Linked DNA regions of Homo sapiens: region 1 is linked to region 2. A link is a contact called in ENCODE Hi-C or POLR2A ChIA-PET data. All regions are on one chromosome and are shown on one strand. The core of a region is the stretch at or near the end of the contact, and the rest is flanking DNA. Distances in the headings are between cores, read along the strand shown. Region 1 holds the start of GREM2 (gremlin 2, DAN family BMP antagonist). Region 2 overlaps GREM2 (gremlin 2, DAN family BMP antagonist).

The links. A loop is a pair of places that touch in the nucleus more often than their neighbours do. ChIA-PET counts read pairs that join two places held with the same protein, here RNA polymerase II (POLR2A). Pooled maps may share reads with other maps.
Region 1: a loop to region 2 is called in a map of natural killer cell, with 6 times the contacts of the local background. The contact joins the promoter of GREM2 here to the enhancer-like site in region 2. A Hi-C loop is called at or near these places in 4 of 168 maps with a recorded cell type or tissue (CD4-positive, alpha-beta memory T cell, naive thymus-derived CD4-positive, alpha-beta T cell and natural killer cell), 2 of 37 single-sample maps with no recorded cell type and 8 of 50 pooled maps. POLR2A ChIA-PET finds 5 or more read pairs at or near these places in 4 of 52 experiments (CD4-positive, alpha-beta T cell, activated CD4-positive, alpha-beta memory T cell, activated T-cell and 1 more).

Annotation. Positions count from the first base shown.
Region 1 is chr1:240,610,111-240,614,616 of GRCh38, forward strand. GREM2 (gremlin 2, DAN family BMP antagonist) reads right to left here and starts at 2,045. Exons shown (of 2, transcript NM_022469.4): 1 at 1,774-2,045.
Region 2 is chr1:240,573,511-240,577,756 of GRCh38, forward strand. All of the region lies in intron 1 of GREM2 (gremlin 2, DAN family BMP antagonist), which reads right to left. Among named protein-coding and RNA genes, the nearest start is that of GREM2, 37 kb to the right of the region's middle. Within about 2 kb of position 2,886, at least 3 of the 41 ENCODE cell types and tissues checked have a DNase peak (open chromatin) inside an H3K27ac peak, as active enhancers do; they include CD4-positive, alpha-beta T cell and natural killer cell, where a contact is called at or near this core.

The sequences.
Region 1 (4,506 bases), core at 795-3,294, 36 kb after region 2:
CTTTAGAGTTAGAAAGATAAGACAGAAATAGGTCCCAACTTATTGCAGCTATTTTATTTATAAAAGATTGACAAATGCTCACAATCATACAAAACAACTCTTTACCAATAGAATGTAGTTGGGTCGATTAACTTATATTTATTTGCACAGATCAGTTCTTTACAGTTTCTTTCTGATGTAAAAGGAAAAAAAATTTATCTATAAAGTTAAAATGCCTTCTCCCAAATATAATATTCACTTGCCATGTCTATACTTTGACACGATTTCAAAAAGCACCCAGTTAAATCATTCAGATCAGTCGATGGGCAAAAACTATGAAGTTTTCCTGACTCTATGGTAGAGCTAAGCATGCATTTCCTTTAATGACAGAAAGAACATGTTCATCTGATAAGAAACAAAAAACAAACAAACAAAAAAAGGTCGATATAAATTCTCCACTGTGATATACAACACAAATACCTTTCTTATAACTTTCTTATCTTCCTTGGTCGGGCACATGTCTTGGGACAAAGGCTACCTTGAAAGCTAAGCACGGCTGAATGGTGAGTCGATTGCGAATTATCAGTGAATGGTTTGGATATGATCGACTAAGACTCCACTGGGAAGAGTGCTGTTTAGACGAAAGGTAAGGTATTTGATTGCCCCTGCACCTGCTGCAGAGCCATTCTCTGGCTGTACTGGAGTCCCAATCTGTTCCACTGCAGAAAAAGCGCTTTTCATAGGGATTCAGAGCCACATGAATACCAGCCAGCCCTTGAAGACTGCAAAGCAAGACCAATTTTTTAACTGACTTCTTGCAGTCCCCTCTGGCTTTTCCCAGGAAAGACTGAACTCATTAAGCAATGCTAATTTAATCACAAGTCATCAAGGGGTGGGGAGTTATATAACTATCTTTAAAATTTCAAATCAAACATGATAAAATCTCAGGAAATAGATTTTTTTAACAAAACCCACACCTCAAAATAAAAAAAAAAAAGAAATAGAAGTTTATGAGTTTTAGGATCAAATAAAATAAAATCAAACATCAATATTTTCTTACAACTATCACATCTACTAGATAGTTCCAATTCATGACTTTTTAATGTAGTAATATGTGAGATCCTGGAACTGAACGTGCCTGGCGTGCAGAATACAAATGCATTTTTAAACTCGTAAGACAATGTAGAAATAAGTCAGGTACACAGGAAGGATCACTGACAATCACGTTAAAAAATAACTACCTCCCTTCTCTCTTCTCCTTCAACCACAGCGTAGTGATAATAGTGATATTTCCCTCATGAGGCGGGTGCACCTTGGCCATATGCTTTAAAAAATCAAAACTCTGCCGAAGTCCGCTGTGGTTCCTATTCCTGTAGGGAGGATATTAACCTGGTAGGTAGGTGGGAGAGGTTCGTAGCCCGCTTTCTAACAATTGGATGGTGTTTGCCTCGCTATAGTCATGATTAGAATGGCGGTCACCAAGAGGTATTTATTGGTGGGATGACAACATATTGGTATTGACGTTATTTAAAAGAGAAAGAAAGAGCGATCACGGTCAAGTTTGAAGGTCCTTATGTTACACCCACGCATAATTCAATAGGTGAATAAACCTTGTGGCCCCCAGACACACGCCAACAGCTTGAATTACCCGGGGTGAAACCGGCGAGACGTCCACTCAGGGCTTTCGGTCCTGACCAGCCACGGAACAAACAACGTCAATTCATTCTAAGTGCCTGGTGAAGGTAGAAATCAGAAACCGTGTCTGTGTCACGTTAGTCGTGACAAGCTGCGTACCTGCAATGACGTGATGGAAGCCTCCTCCTCGGGTCCCTTCTCTCTCTCTCTCTCCCTCTCCCTCTGCCTTCTCTGAGTTCTCTAGTCCACAGCGGGGTCTAAGTTTGGTCTCCCGCCGCCGCTTTCAGTTCGACCGCAGCCAGACTGCAGCAGACGCCCATAAGAGAAGCGCGCCGGCTGAGGGTGCAGGAGAGGCGAGAGCGCGCCCCGCGCCGCGCGGTCCCAGGCTGGCTGCTCCTGCAGATGTGAAAGGAGCCCGGAGACTTAGCTCTGAATCCTCTCGGCGCTGCATGGGGATATTATCAGAGTCTGGGATTTCTATTGGCTCTGAACACCAAACAAATCACACCAGCCACCCCCCTTCTCTGTTTCACTCAGCGCTTGTTTCTCATCTAACCCACAAACATTGCAGCCACACCACACACTTCAGTCGCTTGCAATGTTTCTCTTTTCCTCCTTCCAGTCAGTGGATTTACAACCCTGTGGTCAGCTCTAACATTTTTTTTAGCAGACTTCCAATTCTAACCTTCTTGTTTATGTAGAGAAATTCTCCCTCCATCCCCTAAACCAGAAAAAAACAAAAAACAAAAAAAAAACACTCATTCCCTTCAGATCTTCTTCCTTTTGCTGATGGGTTTCCAATGTGAAGAATGTAGAAAGCCTGTGTGTGATATGTCTGACATTCTCATACACGTGCGCTTACACACACACACACACACACACACACACACACACCAGGCTCCTTTTGTTTGCAGTAACTGAGGCCAGTGAAATAAAAAGCAAGCTGAGCCTAATAACCTAAGTGAGAGCTTAACTAATAAAATCTTGAATGAATTCAGTGCAAAACACCCATTGCTTGAATTTGTTTTCTGTTCCAAATAGTACTTTGGTCATTATTATCCTGATTTTTGTTTATTGAATGCAGAGGTTTCTAATGCAAATCAGACTCTTCAACATCCAGAGAACATAAAACAATGACGCCAGACCAATTCTTGTGCTCCATCGGCTTGGTGCGTTATACCAGAAGCGTATTGTGACGCCTAAGTGCTTGCTCTTTTCATTATTTTTTGAACTTCTCACCACTGATCATCTCAGGACTGAGACTCCCTTAGTGTGATTCACCAGCCAAAGACGACTATTCAGACTCTGCTGATAGAGGTTCCTGGATGAAAATTTTTTATCTGTATGTGTCAATAGAGATAAACCTTTGGCCCCTTGGCAGGGAAAGGGCCCAAGAAAAATCTGAGATCTTACAAACTTGGCTGGGGAAATTCAGAATAAAATAAAGTTTCAGTGTGTCTTATAAAACAGACCCTCCCTTAGACTTTTCCCCAAAATCAATTTCACTGGTGCTTATGGAAATTTTAATGACAGTTATTCTTGACAAGAAGCCATTGCTTCTGAAATCTCTGAGCTCTGTTTTGATTTTTGACTTGAATTTTTTTTTTGCAGTGTTATCCCTTTTGTATGCTATTTGGTATTTGATATTCTAGTTCCAACTCAACTCACAGCACATTGGGTTGCAAATTCACAGGAAATAACAATTAGTTCTTGAAATATACTATCACCAAACAGACTACCTGCCTTCTTTCTTACGTGGGCACATTACAGGAATTGTGAAATGCAGCCTTATTCTCAGAATGGGCCTGCCTGAAATCAGCTGAAATTGACAAAGGAAATACAAAACAAAACCACGTTTAGCAGTTGGTTCCTGCTAACCACAGTCTAACCTCAAATGGCATATCCTTATTGCTTCAACAACTCCAGTTCATTCCCTTTCTTTAGGTAGGCAGCTAAAAACAAAATACTGTCATAAATCTTTGAAAGTGTAGAATGTATTTCTTCTAAAGATCTCAACAGTCTTCGAAAAAAAAAGGAGTTATAGGTATGATATTCCAGATTTTCCAGGTGGAGAAACAGAGTGGAGGAATGATAAAGTGACTTGCTGAAGGCAGACAGCAAATAGAGCTGGGAGAGTGGATGACTGCCCTGTTTGTTCATACAAACTGTTTGACTCAAAGGAAAGCAAAGGGTTAACACAGCTGACTCTCATTCCTGCCTGCCTTTGCACAGAAGAGCTAACAATTCATGAAATCATCTGTCCAACTTGGTAAATAGTCATTTATGTTATTTCAGAACGGGTCATGTTATTTTCAGATAAGTTACCAATAATTTGCCTTCGAATTGCCTTTCTAGAAAAGAGAGAAACAGTTACTGAGAAAACCAAGTAGATCATTGTATTTTGTGCTTGTTATTTTCAGGGCTCATTATAGCTCTTCATAGCACTGAAAAGACAGTGTAAGTGAAATCATGGGTGACTTAAAGTCACAGATCTATCTTAAACTTCATTTTAGATAATAATTCAAGCCCTCTGTCCTTCAGTTAATGAAGAGCAAAACTGGATGATTTAAAGGACATCTATACCCCATCAGTTGTGTGGTTAAGGGAAAATAAATCGTCAGTGTTTATTATTCTATATTTAGTCTTTTCGTCATTTTGCTACCTTTAAAAGAGTTTTTCAAAGACATTTCTTAAATCCTTTATAAATGACACAGACATCCGTAATAATAAAAACGCTTGCATCTCAGCATGCACAGCAGCGGACAGCCGGGCAGATTCATGACAGAACAATCATTTTATTTTCCACTTATTCAGCCACATCAGGATCATCCTGCTTAGTTCAGTGTGGCACTTTTTACAGGAGATATTCACAAATTGGCATGTATCCAAAGG
Region 2 (4,246 bases), core at 1,636-4,135:
AGATTTTATTTATCTTTACAACTTAGGTTCTGACACCCTCTTAAGTCCTACGCCAGAGGCGCTCTGGTCTTGCCCTGGCGTCCTGCGATCTTGATGCCTAATTTGAGGTATGAAATTCCAGCCTAATTTGAAGTATAAAATTCCATAGTCACACAACCAATAAGTGGTGAAGTCTGGATTCAACACCCAGTCCTCAGGAGGCCTTCCTTTGAGGACTGTGCTATTAATGCTTTCCAAGTGACTGTGGAATCTAACAGCTCTGAAAGAAGTTGCTTTGTTCCTTTCCAGCCTGGGACCTTCCATAGCCTGAGTTGCGGGTAGAGGATGGTAAACCCTGAGCTAGGGGTCTCAGAGCTGGGACTGGAATCCAGGAATGAGTTAAGGGTTTCAAATAAGATAATAAGAGATAGGTTTGTTTTGTTTTGTTTTGACGAACTCTCACACTCTCGCCCTGGCTGGAGTGCAGTGGCTTGATCTTGGCTCACAGCAACCTCTGCCTCCCAGGTTCAGGTGATTCTCCTTGCCTCAGCCTCCCAAGTAGCTGGGATTACAGGCACCCACCACCATACCTGGCTAATTTTTTTGAATTTTAGTAGAGACAGGGTTTCACCATGTTGGCCAGGCTGGTCTCGAATTCCTGACCTTGTGATCTGCCCGCCTCGGCCTCCCAAAGTGATGGGATTACAGGAGTGAGCCACTGCACCCAGCCTGAGATAGGTTTAAAATTTCTTTTCTGTTGTATAGAATTCAATTTTAAAACGATCTCCCCACTCCTCAGAAAAGAAAGAAAAACATCAATAATGCAAAAAGGTATCATCTAAGAACTAAGTTCTTAGAAAAGAACCTACTAGTAATATAAAAATAACTTCTCTCACGTGGCACATGTGCTTTTACATGACCTCACCTATTTATTTATGTGATGCAATGAAGTTCTGAGACATGGGTGTAGGTCGTAGAAGAGGAAGGTGCTTTTACTCTAAGAAGGGACAGAAGGAGGAGGCCATTAATAAAAGTAAGGAGAAATGTTTGCAGAAAAGAAGAGGAATATCAGGCATTTGCAGATGGGTTAAGTAAACTTAAAGGAGCTCTTGGTAATTAGCCTAGAACTCAGCAAAGTAGGACCTGGAATTACTGGTGGGGAGGTGGGGGTGTCGAGGGTGTGGAAGAAGAGGGCAAAAATGAGTGGATGATTTTGGAACAGTCTTGGTGATCAGTATGGCCTGTAGTCAACAAGATATGGACACACACAGGAGTTCTCTAAAATGCAACAAGATATATTGACAGACAAGTCCAAAATTAAAATAATATTCTGATCTTGGGCCGGGAGTGGTGCCTCACCTGTAATCCCAGCACTTTGGGAGGCCGAGGCAGGCGGATCACGAGGTCAAGAGATCTAGACCATCCTACCCAACATGATGAAACCCCATCTCTACTAAAAATATAAAAATTAGCTGGGCGTGTTGGCGTGCGCCTGTACTCCCAGGTACTCGGGAGGCTGAGGCAGGAGAATTGGTTGAACGTGGGAGGCGGAGGCTGCAGTGAGCCAAGATCGCACCACTGCATTCCAGCTTGGTGACAAGAGTGAGACTCTGTCTCCAAAAAAAAAATAATAATAAAATAAAATAAAAATAAAAAAATTGATCCTTAGCGCTGCTACCCAGCTCCACAATCTGTTCCTTGATGTGCCTCCTTTTTTGTTTTATTTAACTGTGATAGTATTCACCCCTCGGCCTTAGCTAGTAGTATAGTCTCAGGGTAAATGTTGGTTCTACCTCCTCTTTTATCTTTCACAGCTGAAAGCACCAAGTCTTGTCCCTTTTATTTCTAGAATGAGAGTTGCAAAGCCAAATAGTTCTCAAGAATCAGGCAAGTAAAGCAGACTGGGTTGGGGGGTGGGGGTGTCACTATGTAAGGGTAACTCTTACATTTAATGTGTTGCTGCATTTATATGACCAATATGTTGTTCATTCCAAATACCACTGTAGCAAGATTCACTTTTTAATTTTAATTTTAATTTTATTTTTTTTTCAGACTGAGTCTCACTCTGTCGCTCAGGCTGGAGTGTGGTGGCACGATCTTGGCTCACTGCAATCTCCGCCTCCCGGGTTCAAGCGATTCTCCTGACTCAGTCTCCTGAATAGCCGGGATTACAGGCGCGCACCACCACGCCCAGCTAATTTCTGTATTTATAGTAGAGACGGGGTTTCACCATGTTGGCCAGGCTGGTCTCAAACTCCTGACCTCAGGTGATCTGTCCACCTCAGCCTCCCAAAGTGCTGGGATTACAGGCGTGAGCCACCGTGCCCAGCACAAGATTCAGTTTTTAACAAAGCTTACATAGAAGGAGAATCAAGAACAACATCAGAGCTTTGGTGTTGTGTGCTCTGCTGGAAAAAAAAAAAAAAAAGATGGAGGGGGAGGGAAGAACAAAATCTTACTTGTTAAATTACAGAATGTTATCAATGGTAAAACCCGAGAAAGAAAAGAAATGTGCCCAAAATAAGAAGAAAGATGAATTAAATTGCTATGCGTCCTGTGAAAGTAACTTTAAAAATATTTTTTCCAACTTTCTTCTATGGCAAACAACCACATACCTTGTAGAAAATGAATTCTCTGGAGGATACAGGCAATAAAGAAAACCTGTGAGCTCCGTGATGTACACCAGCTGATTCGTGGAGACAGCATACAAGCTTAACTAGGAATTTAAATTCATAGATAATTCAGTTTCATGAACTAGGGCCAGCAATAGAATTGTCTATGTTTTCTTTGCACCTTGGTTTGCTGCTCCACCTCCTTCCTCTCAAATGTAGTCTCTTACTAATCTTGTAAGGGGATCTTCCTTCCCTCTCTTGACGAAGCTTCCTGGTTTCGCTTAGAGTGTGAGGAAGTTTTTGTGACAGCTGGTCACGTTACTAGCATCACCAGTCCATATTTCCTGTTCAGATTTCAATCAAGCCACAAACCCTTGAGAATCATAGCTTTGGTTTGGTTTCGTTTCGTTACAAAACTTTTTTTTTAAGAAACCATGAAACCACACAAGGAGTCCATAATCCCAAAGGCTGCCAAACAACCCTGGTTGACCTAGTTAGCACTGTAGTGGGAAGTGGGGGAGGGGGCAGTCAGATAACATAATTCTAATTAAAATATTCAGAAAACTAAAACCTTTTAAACTTAACTCTTTGTTTGGAATAAAAACAACCAAATATTGGGGCCTGACAGACACTATATCAGAAATTAAAACAATTTATTCTTTAAATTTCAGATACTCCAATTAGAATGAAATTAAACTCAATGAGTTTAAACTGAGTCGAGGTTTATTAAGCTCTGCCAGTTCCTTTTGCATTCGTTTACTGTATTTTATTTTTAAAACAACCACATAATTAATACTGCAGAAAGCAGTATATGATAAGAACTTACTTGGGAAGATTTTTTATTTTGTTTCCGATGTGTATTTCTTAGTCAAGTGCTACATGGTGTTTCTTACCATTACTTATTTAAAAAGCAGATCAATGAGATTCATACTGGTAACATTTACACAAATTTTCCAAATTATTGTTTGTCTCTACTTACAGTGGGTGCCAAAATAAATCTTGGATCTTTATATTTTCCTTTACCAAGTCATGCAAAGCAAGGATCTTTTCTTTAACTGAGCTTTAAAACCATTGCTGGCAGCGTCGAGATCAAAATAAATAGAAGTTCCATTCCTGAAAACTGACATGGAATTGAGTCGGCCATAAAAGTGATGTTGTCGCAACTTATTTCAACAAAGAAAAAGTCCTAAAATTAAAAACATGTTTCTTCTGTCATGTGTCATACAAGGAAAAAAAAAATGGAAAAAAAGGAAATCTTAGTGTGTTCCTAATTTAGATTCTTCTTTACTATAAACATAACTTTCTCCAACAACGACACACACAAATATGTTGTGCCACTCTTGAGAATTAAGGGCTTTTCTTTGTTCAGTTTGGGTTCTCACCATTTGGACATTAAAAGAATGAAAGTTACATATGCATGTAAGAGTGATTGATGACGGGAGGTGGGCCTACAATTTACATGCATGTTTTCTGAACACAGTTCGGGTCTTAACTTGAAAACCTCAACTTGAAAAATATCATGAAACGTATTTCTTTGGGAAATTATTACAGTTTGGGATGTTAGTCTTAGTGTCAAGTTGAAGATGTTTTGGTTAATTCACAAATGAGTAAATTGCCTAGTTTACAGTATTAGCGATTTTTAAATCATAACTTAT